Linked DNA regions of Homo sapiens: region 1 is linked to region 2. A link is an interaction called in ENCODE POLR2A ChIA-PET data of the cell type or tissue named here. Cell type or tissue: Caco-2. All regions are shown on one strand. Links, peaks and the distances in the headings refer to the core of each region. The heading gives the core; the rest is flanking DNA. Region 1 has its middle 17 kb from the start of CD28. Region 2 has its middle 70 kb from the start of RAPH1.

Region 1 (5,382 bases), core at 195-5,194, 84 kb after region 2:
GTGGTGGCACACTCCTGTAATCCCAGATATTCGAGAGGCTGAGGCATGAGAATCACTTGAACCAAGGAGGTAGAGGTTGCAATGAGCTGAGATTGCGCCACTGCACTCCAACCTGGGCAACAGAGTGAGACTCTGTCTCAAGAAAAAAAAAAAAAAAGTTCAGCCTTTAATGGAAGAGTCAGACAAATAAACAAAATACATAAAATAATTATGTTTTATGTGGCCAGTTATGAAAAATAAACTAGATATTGAGGTAAGGATGAAATGGAAGTACATAGGGGGTGAGAAATAACTGTCAGGAGGAAGGAAAAGGCCTGGGATGAGTAAAGGGGAAGAACATTTTAGAGGAAAAAAACTCATGTTAAAGACCTCAGGCCTAAAATAAATTGGTGTTTTAGAGGCTAGAGAACAATGCCCATGAGTCTATAGCAGAGTGAGTGAGGGGGTGAGTGTGTCCTAACTGGCAGAAGTCCTCTAAGGATTTTTGGATCTATTGTCAAGGACAGTATATCAAATGGTAGATGTTGACTGTTTGCAGAGCGCTCAGGAAGCTTTACATCATTATCCACAGCAAGAGGTCTGAGCTTGAGTGTGGTCCTCCCACTGCACATGTAATCTCAGATACTACATGTTCTACCTTGCTGAGTAATAGTAAGTAGAATGGAATGTTGGACTTTATCTAAAATGTGGGAGTAAAACAAGTACATGTGAAACTGCAGAGCTTATCATTCTGGTCCAGGTATCATGAGGAAAGGAGAAAACCATGGTTGGGAGCGGCCATCCACACCCAACTAGTATTTGGAACTGGAGGCTACAGAGAATTCTGCTACTGAGGTCTACAATGTTATTTGCCCTTTCTGCTCCTTGATCTTTCACTGCATAAACCATCTGGGAAGTGTCCTTTATGGTTGTCATTAAAATGCTGCCAGATTCCAGTATTGAGACCATAGGGAATGCAGTAGTGTGCGTGTGTGTGTTTGTGAGTGTGTATGTGTGTGTGCCATCCATGTGTGGGTAGATGAGATGCTGATGGGAACCGGATATACTAATGTATTCAGGGGTTCTTAACTAGGTGTCCAATGTAAACTTGGTTGAGAAAAAAATTATACCTTCCTTTTCATTATCCTCTCCAACTGAAATTTAACATTTCAATGATATATTTAAGTAACAAACCACAGTATTTTTTGCAGTACTTGTCACTTTGTCATCAATAGAATCACAGATATTTTCATGTCACATTATAGTTGTTCCAAGTATCTCAAAATATTACTTATGCTTACCACTACTTCAAAATTATGGTAGTTATCGGCTGGATGCGGTGGCTCACGTCTGTAATCCCAGCACTTTGGGAGGCCGAGGCGGGTGGCTCATGAGGTCAGGAGATTGAGACCATCCTGGCTATGGTGATACCCCGTCTCTACTAAAAATACAAAAAATTAGCTCGGCGTGGTGGCGGGGCCTGTTGTCCCAGCTACTTGGGAGGCTGAGGCAGGAGAATGGCATGAACCTGGGTGGTGGAGCTTGCAGTGAGCCGAGATTGTGCCACTGTACTCCAGCCTGGGCAACAGAGCGAGACTCTGTCTCAAAAAAAAAAAATTATGGTAGTTATCATACCATAGCTAGATTTAATATGTTAATGAAGCATATTTATTACTATATCATGAACATTTGTTTTTAAAAAAATATTTGAAAACTACATTTCAAAACTTTCAGTTTTCTTTGCAATCCAATGTATTTTATTTTATGCATTTCAAAACATGATTGTGAGAAGGGGTCTTTAGGCTTCCAGACCACCAAAGGGGTCCCTGACACAAAAAAGGTTAAGAGCTGTCAGACTTATTGGACATAGTCTTGCCAGGTGGATGTAAGAGGAATGTTGGGGACAAAATGCCCGCATATCCACTTTCATATGAGACTTTTTTTGCATACTGACTGAGTAGAAAAAGGGAAAAGGCAATAAGTACTTAACCTCATGCTTGCACAGAAACACATACATAACTTTGTCCAGCTTGTAGACTGAATTTCTGAGAAATAAAAAGACAGTAATAGATCTAGAGAGCTTAGAGAGAGATCTGCGAGAACAAACCCACAATCTTGGGTACATATTGTGCATTTCCATAAACCTTCCCTAAGTAGAGATCTGGGAAAAGAATGGACATAATTTTCTCGAAACTCTGACCTCTAGGACCTGGAGAAAGTCCATTCAGCCAGCCAGAGCCCTCCCTATTCCCTTGGGCGGTAGCCTCAGAGTCCTCTGGGACAACATCTGCAAGCGGAATGCAAATCACTAGCCTGTCTGCCACCCCTCATTGCTCAGCACCTTATGGTTGCTATTTTTAGGAAGTCCGAATTTCTCAATAGAGACACAGCATCACCAGCAAGCCCTGAGAAGTTAGCCTTGTTTCCCAAATGTCTGAGGGTGGACCCAGAGTAAACACTCCACCTTCACTCCCTTCTGCTGAAATTAAAATGCTTCTATTTCTGCAGCTTGAAGGGAGGAAAGAGAGAGGGAAGAAGAAATGTTTGTTCATTTCTTCAGGTATTTTAGAAATTGAACTTGCAAGCAGGGTCTGTCTCCAGTTAATCAAATAAAAATTCTTCTTAGTATCACAAGACAATTTAAAACTAGAAAAACTCAGAAACTGCATCTGACAAAGGTCTAATGCCCAGAATCTATAAGGAACTTAAATAATTCAACAAGCAAAAAAGAAACAACCCCATTACAAATTGGGCAAAGGACAGAGACTTCTCAAAAGAAGACGTACATGCAGCAAACAAGCATATAAAAAATCCTCAACATCCCTAATCATCAGAGAAATGCAAATCAAACCACTATGAGATGCCATCTCACATCAGTCAAAATGGCTATTATTAACAAGTCAAAAAATAACAGATGTTGGCAAAGTGGCAGAGAAAAGGGAACACATACACTGGTGGCAAATGAGGCCATTCACTCACCCCCATCCTCCACTTCCCACCCTCCACCACACAAACCGAACGATGGTTTCTGATAATGCCCCTTTCACTCATTCACACAGTCTGGCGGAAGCTCATTCTGAAGTGATGGTTTAATCGCAAAGAGCAAGAAGCCAGAGTCAAAGAATCCATCAGCTTTTCCAAGATTACAATCTTAGACTGGAAGGATTGTGTTTGAATCCTTTTCTGCTACTTACTAGATCTTTCCATCTATCAAATGGAATAATAATAATTACTCCTATACAGTAGTTCTGTGAGATAACATGTGTGAATTGAAAAGTGCCTGATCAACGCTAGTTAATGTATAACTGCTATAACTTCTGTTTTCCTAGACAAGTGTGATAGTCTCAAAGGAAGCTTGCTCCTGTTTAATGAATGCTAAAGTATTATCTGGCGTCCTAGGGCCATTTCTCATTGCCTCGTTTTTTTCTCCTGCAAATTATCCTCTACTGCTTATGTCTTCAGTCTTTCTCCCTCTGCCTCCTGCTGCCACCTGCTCCCACCTTGGGGACCTGCCTCCCTGCAGAAAGCAAGTGTCCTGCTCTGGGCCATGTGGTAGCTTAGTGGTAAAGACTCTCTCCCTGGAGGTGGGACCTGTGGTTTCTGGGCAAGAACTGTGATGGGTGGGTAGGTCTGCCTAATAATTCTGGGGTGCTTGTTGTGACTGCACGGCTCAGCCACGTTCTCGGGTAGCCCTCTATCAGCGATATTTTCCTCTCTGTCTGCCTGACTCCTTTGTCTTTCTTGGTCTGTCTTATAGGATTTAGAACTGAATTAGCAAGTAGGAAGGAGTAATTTATTAGCCACCTCGAACTCCAACAATGGAAAAATGCCAAGATTTAAGGGACAGGTGGGGAAGAGCTGCCTGCAATCTGATCTGGGTTCATGGCTTTATTCTCACCCTGACCTGGGAGTCCCAGGAGTACCATCTCCTATGCGCCTCCTCCCCTTCCTATGCTCCCATTGAACTGATATGAAGTTTCAGAAGTCCTGTTCAACACAGTGAGTCAGACAGCTGATTTCAATCTGTTGGAGCTGCTGTAAGAGATTCAACCTATTTGAAATCCTGGCTTTCATATGCTGCTGCCTCTTAGATCTGTCCTGGCAACCCAGACCTGTGTGCTGACCCATATCGTGAGGGTTCCTCATTGCTCTCAGTACGAAGAGCAAACTGCTTAGCAAGGCATAAAAGGTCCTTTGTCACTGGCCTCAACTACCTGTCACCTCCTGGGCCCTTCCTCAGTGTCCTTTCTGTTCCAGCCACACTGAGCTCCTTGTGGTTGGTTCCCTTAGCAAGCCATGCACTTTAAAACTTTTCCAAGTAGTGTATACTTTACTTGGAAGGGAAGGCCCTCTCTTCGCCATGCTGATCTGGCCAGTTTTCGTTATCCTCCAACTCAGCACCTCTGGCCAGAGAAGCCTCTTCAGGCAAATTAGGGCCTTCTTACTGCCTTAGTCTCTCCTGGCATCATGGTGTAGAGCAACACCTGCTGTGTCATAGTCACTGAACACAGGTTTTTAGGTAAGCAAGTGCAGTTTCAAGGCCATTATAGGCCTTCCTACTCTCATTTTTTTCTGCCTAGAGGCCAGTTACACAATTCCAATTTTCCAGAAGAGTTCTATAACAATCTGACATAGCAAAGCTGGGTGAATTTCATACAATGAACAACAGTGCAAGAGGTCAACCTAGATTAGATTCCTGAAAGGGATGAGATTTCCTTGTGTTTCCACTATTGATTCTGGCCCCTCAATGAAGAGAATGATGAGCCAAGTACCAGTCATTCCAAATCTGAGCCATCTGTAATATAATGGAAGCTAAATTCTGTAAGAACAAGTTTAGCCTGGAATTTTCCTCAAGATAATGTATACATGACATCATATGCACTGCGGTGTTAATGGGTGTTTCTGGATGGATTCTCAGACAAATATTAGATTTGTTTGGACCTTGTCTTGGGCTGTAGCCTCTTTACTTTTGCTCTTTACCTTACTATTGGATATCTTGCAACATCTCAGATTCAGGTATTTTTTTCTCCCCAAGTTCCTTTATTTTTCCTCCAATATTTCTAGGAGAAAGCACACAGTCTTCAGTTTTATCGCCTGTACCTATGAGAGGTTAATAAAGGCTTTGTGTGTGTGTATATATTAAGATATGGAAGTATAGTCACTTAGGGAGAAAGAAAATTACTGCTTTTTCTAAAACTTAAAGGAAAAATTAAGGCTTAAAAACCTGGGATGCTTTTAGCTTTGTGCTATATCTAGCATCTAACAAATGCTTGATAAAGTTTGGCCATAATTGTTATCATAATTATTAATACTATTAATAGTAATGATAGGATTTGGTACATGAAAACAGGTTGTATTTATGCCAATGCCAAAAAGCAAGTGTGGGGAGTATACTCTGCTGGC
Region 2 (5,382 bases), core at 196-5,195:
CCAAGAAATGCACATAAAACCCAGAGGTGCTCAGCAGGCTAATTGGGAAGCTATAGCTGTGGTCAAGCCTACTTGCCCCTGGACCCCTTTGATAGAGCAAGTGTGTCACTGGCCCAGGGCACCTTCTCTCTGGGAACCCCTTGCTGCAACCTCATCACTTTATTTCTGGCCCTCATAACCACACGTCAGTAGGGGAGGCTGATGTGGCAGAGAGAGATAGGAGACACATGCACTGACCCTGCCAAGACTCAGGTAGTGGGGTCTTTCCACCCGTTGCATCCTATCCTAAGTGTGTTCACTTACCTGTCTCTTTCACGTTGCTTTTTGTGGTGTCTTTTATATTGATTTACGAAATCATGCAATTCGAGCATATTTAGTTTTGAGGCTTTGAGCCTTTCCACCAAGGTAGGTTCCTACACGACATCCATATTAATTTCCATTTGAATCTTTTCACTAGTATCATCTATTTCCTTGGATAACACATCAGCAGTAGATACTTTCACTTCATCAGAGGACCTGGGAAAGAGCCGTGCCAACAGAGTTTGGAATGGAGGCAAAACTAATTTTGGAGAGCTCCAATGTGTGTTGAAAAAGAAAGCAATCAAATAATTGTGTTGTATCACATCCTGAATATGGTCTCAGGCCTTCTGCCAGGTAGTCAGAGAACATTTTTTATGAATTTGATTTTTTTTTTCCGCTAGGAAAATTACCAAACCTCAGATTCAACCAGAATAGCACAAGAGGAATAGCATGGGCTCCCTGTCATTCGTTCACAGTACATTCGGGAGGGAGAAGAACAATGGTTTGTAAAATAGGTCCATACATAATGCATGATGTCAATAACACTGGGTAGCTTAGTGGCTCACATTGAGTGACCTTCTCAATATATTATTTATGCCTTTCATGTTTTTTTCTAGTATAACATCTTTTTTCCCTCTGGTCAAGTATTCTATTGCTCATTTATTGTGTTTTAACCACAAATGTCTTGCCACTATCAGTCACATGGCTCTAAATGAAATATAGATTATAAAAGGAAACACTTCCCACACATTAAAAAAATGATTTCCAGCTGGTCTTAAAAGTGTCTGCAGTTCCCTCTGGACGTAAGCATTTATCTGCTAATGCTTATCACTTGGGACTTTCCCTGCTGTTTCAAAAGTGGGAACGTGGAGATTAAAGCCAGTGTTTTAGGAGATTAGTACAGTTGTGTGCCGCGTAATAACATTTTGGTCAAGGATGGACTGCATGTATTACGGTGGTCCCATAAGATTACAATACTGTAGTTTTACTGTACCTTTTCTGTGTTTAGATACGTTTAGATGGGCAAATACTTACCATTGTGTTACAATGGCCTACAGTATACAGAACAGTAACGTTTTACACAGGTTTCTAGCCTAGAAGCAATAGCTAGACCCTGTAGTTTAGGTGTGTAGTAGGCTACACCATCTAGGTTTGTGTAAGTACATTCTATGATGTTCACACAACGACAACATCTCCTAATGACAATTTCTCAGAATGTTTCCCCATCGTTAAAAAATGCATGATTGTATTGAGAAACATAAAATTGGATACAATAAATATCACACTTCTATAAGAAGGTTTTAAGCACTATACAGTGAAATTATGTCTCTCCTCCAGAAAACAAACAAATCTGGCCGGGCGCGGTGGCTCACACCTGTAATCCCAGCACTTTGGGAGGCCAAGGCGGGCAGATCACGAGGTCAGGAGATGGAGACCATCCTGGCTAACACGGTGCAACCCCGTCTCTACTAAAAATACAAAAAAAAAAAAAAATTAGCCCGGCGTGGTGGCAGGCACCTAGTAGTCCCAGCTACTCGGTAGGCTGAGGCAGGAGAATGGCGTGAACCCGGGAGGCGGAGCTTGCAGTGAGCCGAGGTCGCGCCACTGCACTCCAGCCTGGGTGGCAGAGCGAGACTCTGTCTCAAAAAAAAAAAAAAGAAGAAAAACTTAAAAAATACAACCTTTTTAATGTGTCAGGAAATACAGAGCTTGGTCTGTCTGTGATCAGGAGGAATGAAGTTGTGTATTCAGAATGATAAAGTATAGGTGTGTGTGATGAAGTCCCAAGTGATCTGTAAATTCCTGCAGAGGACCTCACATTGCTGGGTGAAATCTTTGTGGGAAATTGGTAAAAAGAAAAAGACCCAGCAGGTACCCTAGAAACTCTAGACCTAATACAGATTCCCTTCTTTATTGGTGGCTCTGAAAATTTTTCACACTGCTGCAGGTACTTTGGCCTTGGAGACATCTTACTGGGGACTTAACAATGAGAAAGACTTAGGGATTCATCACTTCCAGGCAACTGTAAGGAAAAGGGAGATCCCCGTGCCTGAACTTATAGGGTTGGATAATCATTTTCCTTCCTGTTACACAACTTGGTTTTCCTGGCTGTGGTGCTAGGTTTATAGCAGTTACAGGGTTTATTTAAGGCAATCCAACTTTGGACTTCAATAAGATAAATAGTGATATCTAAAAGAGACATAGTGAAGAAATCACACTCAACATGACAAAGCATTGAGATAAAAAGTAATAAAGTCCAGAAAAACTCTTCAAACAGTAATTTTGCTTCTAAAAATCCTTTGACTTTGATGTGTCCATCAATCATAGGCCTATTTTTGCTTCATTTCATCTGTCTTTGGCTAAAATGGGTGGGATGAGGCTTTTTGGATAGCAGTAGTTGGTTTCTCCTATTTTCTCTTAATGGACAAAGAAGCAAGATTTATGTCTGGAAGACTTGCTGAAAAGAACGAAGTGACCTCCCAGAGCCACCTAGTACCTTAGCAATAATCTCCCAGCTGAAATCATTGTTGCCTTGATGAGCTACAAATCAGGGTGGCATTTCCCAAACAGGATTCCCCCAAACTCAAGTTGCTTAAACTGCTAATATTTTCATTCTGTTCTGTTTTGTTTTAGCCATTGTGTATGGTCAAAAAAAAAAAAGATATGAAAAGTCCTGGGTTAAACAAATTTCAAGGGGTTTTTTTTTTTTTTGCAGGATATTTCAAAATATTTAATGTTCTAATGTGCATTGCATGTCTTGGAATTAAAGGTGTGCCGAAAACAGTTTGTGAAACATTGAACATTGGAGAGAACCTGTGGGGAAGTGGCCCATGCTTGGGACATCAGTTGACTTCTTTTTTGTTTGTTTTGAGATGGAGTTTCACTCTTGTCACCCAGGCTGGAGTGCAATGCATGATTTTGGCTCACTGCAACCTCCACCTCCTGGGTTCAAGTGATTCTTCCGCCCCAGCCTCCTGAGTAGCTGTGATTACAGGGACCCACCACCGTGCCTGGCTAATTTTTTGTATTTTTAGTAGAGACAGGATTTCTCCATGTTGGTCAGGCTGGTCTTGAACTCCTGACCTTAGGCGATCACTCGCCTCAGCCTCCCAAAGCAGTTGACTTCTTGGCTGCCAATGGTTAAGCAATGCCACTGGACAGCCCCCTGTGTGACTGAGGGATAGGGATGAAAAAGGCAGGAAAAAAAGGAAGACAAAGCTGAAAAATACAGAGGAATACGTAGAAGAAAATAAAAATTCCTGCTTCATACCACCCCAAAATAACCATTTTAAACCTGCAATATGTTTCCTTCTAGTCATCTTACTGTGTGTGTGTATGATTATGCTCATCATATAAATTACCCTTTTTGTTTTTTGAGATGCAGTCTCGCTCTGTCACCCAAGCTGGAGTACAATGGCGCAGCTCACTGCAACCTCCGTCTCCCCGGGTTCAAACGATTCTCCTGCCTCAGCCTCCCTAATAGCTGGGACTACAGGCGCCCGCCACCACGCCCAGCTAATTTTTGTATTTTCAGTAGAGACGGGGTTTCACCACATTGGCCAGAATGGTCTCCATCTCTTGACCTCATTATCCTCCCACCTCGGCCTCCCAAAGTGCTGGGATTACAGGCATGAGCCACTGCGCCCGGCCAACTATACATTTTTATATGATAATCATACTATGTATAATTTGACATTTTGTATTTTAAGTTTAATACTTTATATGTATGTACTTGAAAGCATAAACTAAATATAGTACTTCCATATCATTATTTTCCTATTAATTGATAATTAGGTTATTCCCAACTTTAGTATAAAAATAAAGGACACATAAATGGCACACTGAAGAAATCAGGTTCATAGGAAATAAACAAAAGGCAGCCATATTTTTGTCTTTCAAAATTTTGACTTTAACAATGTATCCAGGGAAGGAAAGTATTTCCCTTAACCCTGAAAACTTGGGCAGTCCCATGAATTTCTGAATTACAAAGTTACTTTAAGCTTCATTATCTCCACTCAGAAATTAAAACGTCTAGTCCAAAATAAGAAGTCACATTTTAATCTTCATTTAAAGGTATGGCTCTTCCCATCCCCAGGTAGGCCAGTGGCAGGTTGTGTGTGGTCAGCTTCTTCTTGTTTCCCTCTTCCCCTACTCAATAGCTACTGTTGCTGACCTGGGGCTGGGCAGGGAGAGGGATGAGAGGTAAGGGGATGAGACGGAGAATTCCTACGTGGTTGTCTCATAAGCTGCGGCAGTCTGCAGCTGCCTCCCTGTCAGGGGTGCGCTCCCTTGATGGCAGCATTGATACAGTCTCCTTGGGCTGGCCGTTGTCCTGGGGGACCCTTGCTTTCCTGCAGTCCACTCCGTACAGACTTTCTCAGCTGGGTTCTATCGTTGTCACCCACGTGGTCTTGGGTAGGGTCCCTTTTTAAAATTATTTTATTTTATTTTATTTTTCCAGACGGAGTCTCACTCTGTCACCCAGGCTGGAGTGCAGTGGCACCATCTCTGCTCACTGCAAGCTCTGTCTCCTGGATTCACGCGATTCTCCTGCCTCAGCCTCTCCAGTTGCTAGGACTATAAGTGCACGCCACCATGCCCGGCTATTTTTTGTATTTTTAGTAGAGACAGGGTTTTGCCATGTTGGCCAGGCTGGTCTCGAACTCCTCACCTCAAGTGATTCACCCGCCTTGGCCTTCCAAATTGCTGAGATTACAGGTGTGAGCTACCACACCCGGCCAGGTCCCTTTGAATAAGACCCCAGGCAGAGCGTTCTCCTAGGGAGTCTGCCTCTGATTCCTGGGATGCACACAACTTCCATCCACTGTACCACTGCTCAGACAAAGCCCTCTCTCCTGCTGCCAGTTACCACTGCTTTCTCAGATGTGAGTGGTACCAATGCCTGTGACCTTCAACGGCAAGGGGCACATATGAGACTTTCTGAATGGTCCCTTTAAATCCTCCTCTTGGGTCTTGAAGTGAAGGGGGAAGCACTCCTCCCCATTTTGGTGGGGAAGTGGGACACAGCACAATCTCTTTCTGAGAAGTCCTCTTCAAAAACCCGTTTTTCTCCTCTCTCTC

What was found. Peaks named below come from ENCODE experiments on the same cell type or tissue, not always from the same donor. Only the 100,000 strongest peaks of a DNase experiment are listed, where the experiment ranks them.
Region 1: POLR2A ChIA-PET joins it to region 2 with 7 read pairs; 4 of 35 experiments call an interaction of 5 or more read pairs at or near these places.

What each region holds. Positions count from the first base shown.
Region 1 is chr2:203,686,707-203,692,088 of GRCh38, forward strand. No RefSeq gene overlaps it. Among named protein-coding and RNA genes, the nearest start is that of CD28, 17 kb to the right of the region's middle. In Caco-2, for the core only: no CTCF peak of the experiment used is centred there; a DNase peak (open chromatin) is centred at 2,255.
Region 2 is chr2:203,603,088-203,608,469 of GRCh38, forward strand. No RefSeq gene overlaps it. Among named protein-coding and RNA genes, the nearest start is that of RAPH1, 70 kb to the left of the region's middle. In Caco-2, for the core only: no CTCF peak of the experiment used is centred there; a DNase peak (open chromatin) is centred at 2,360.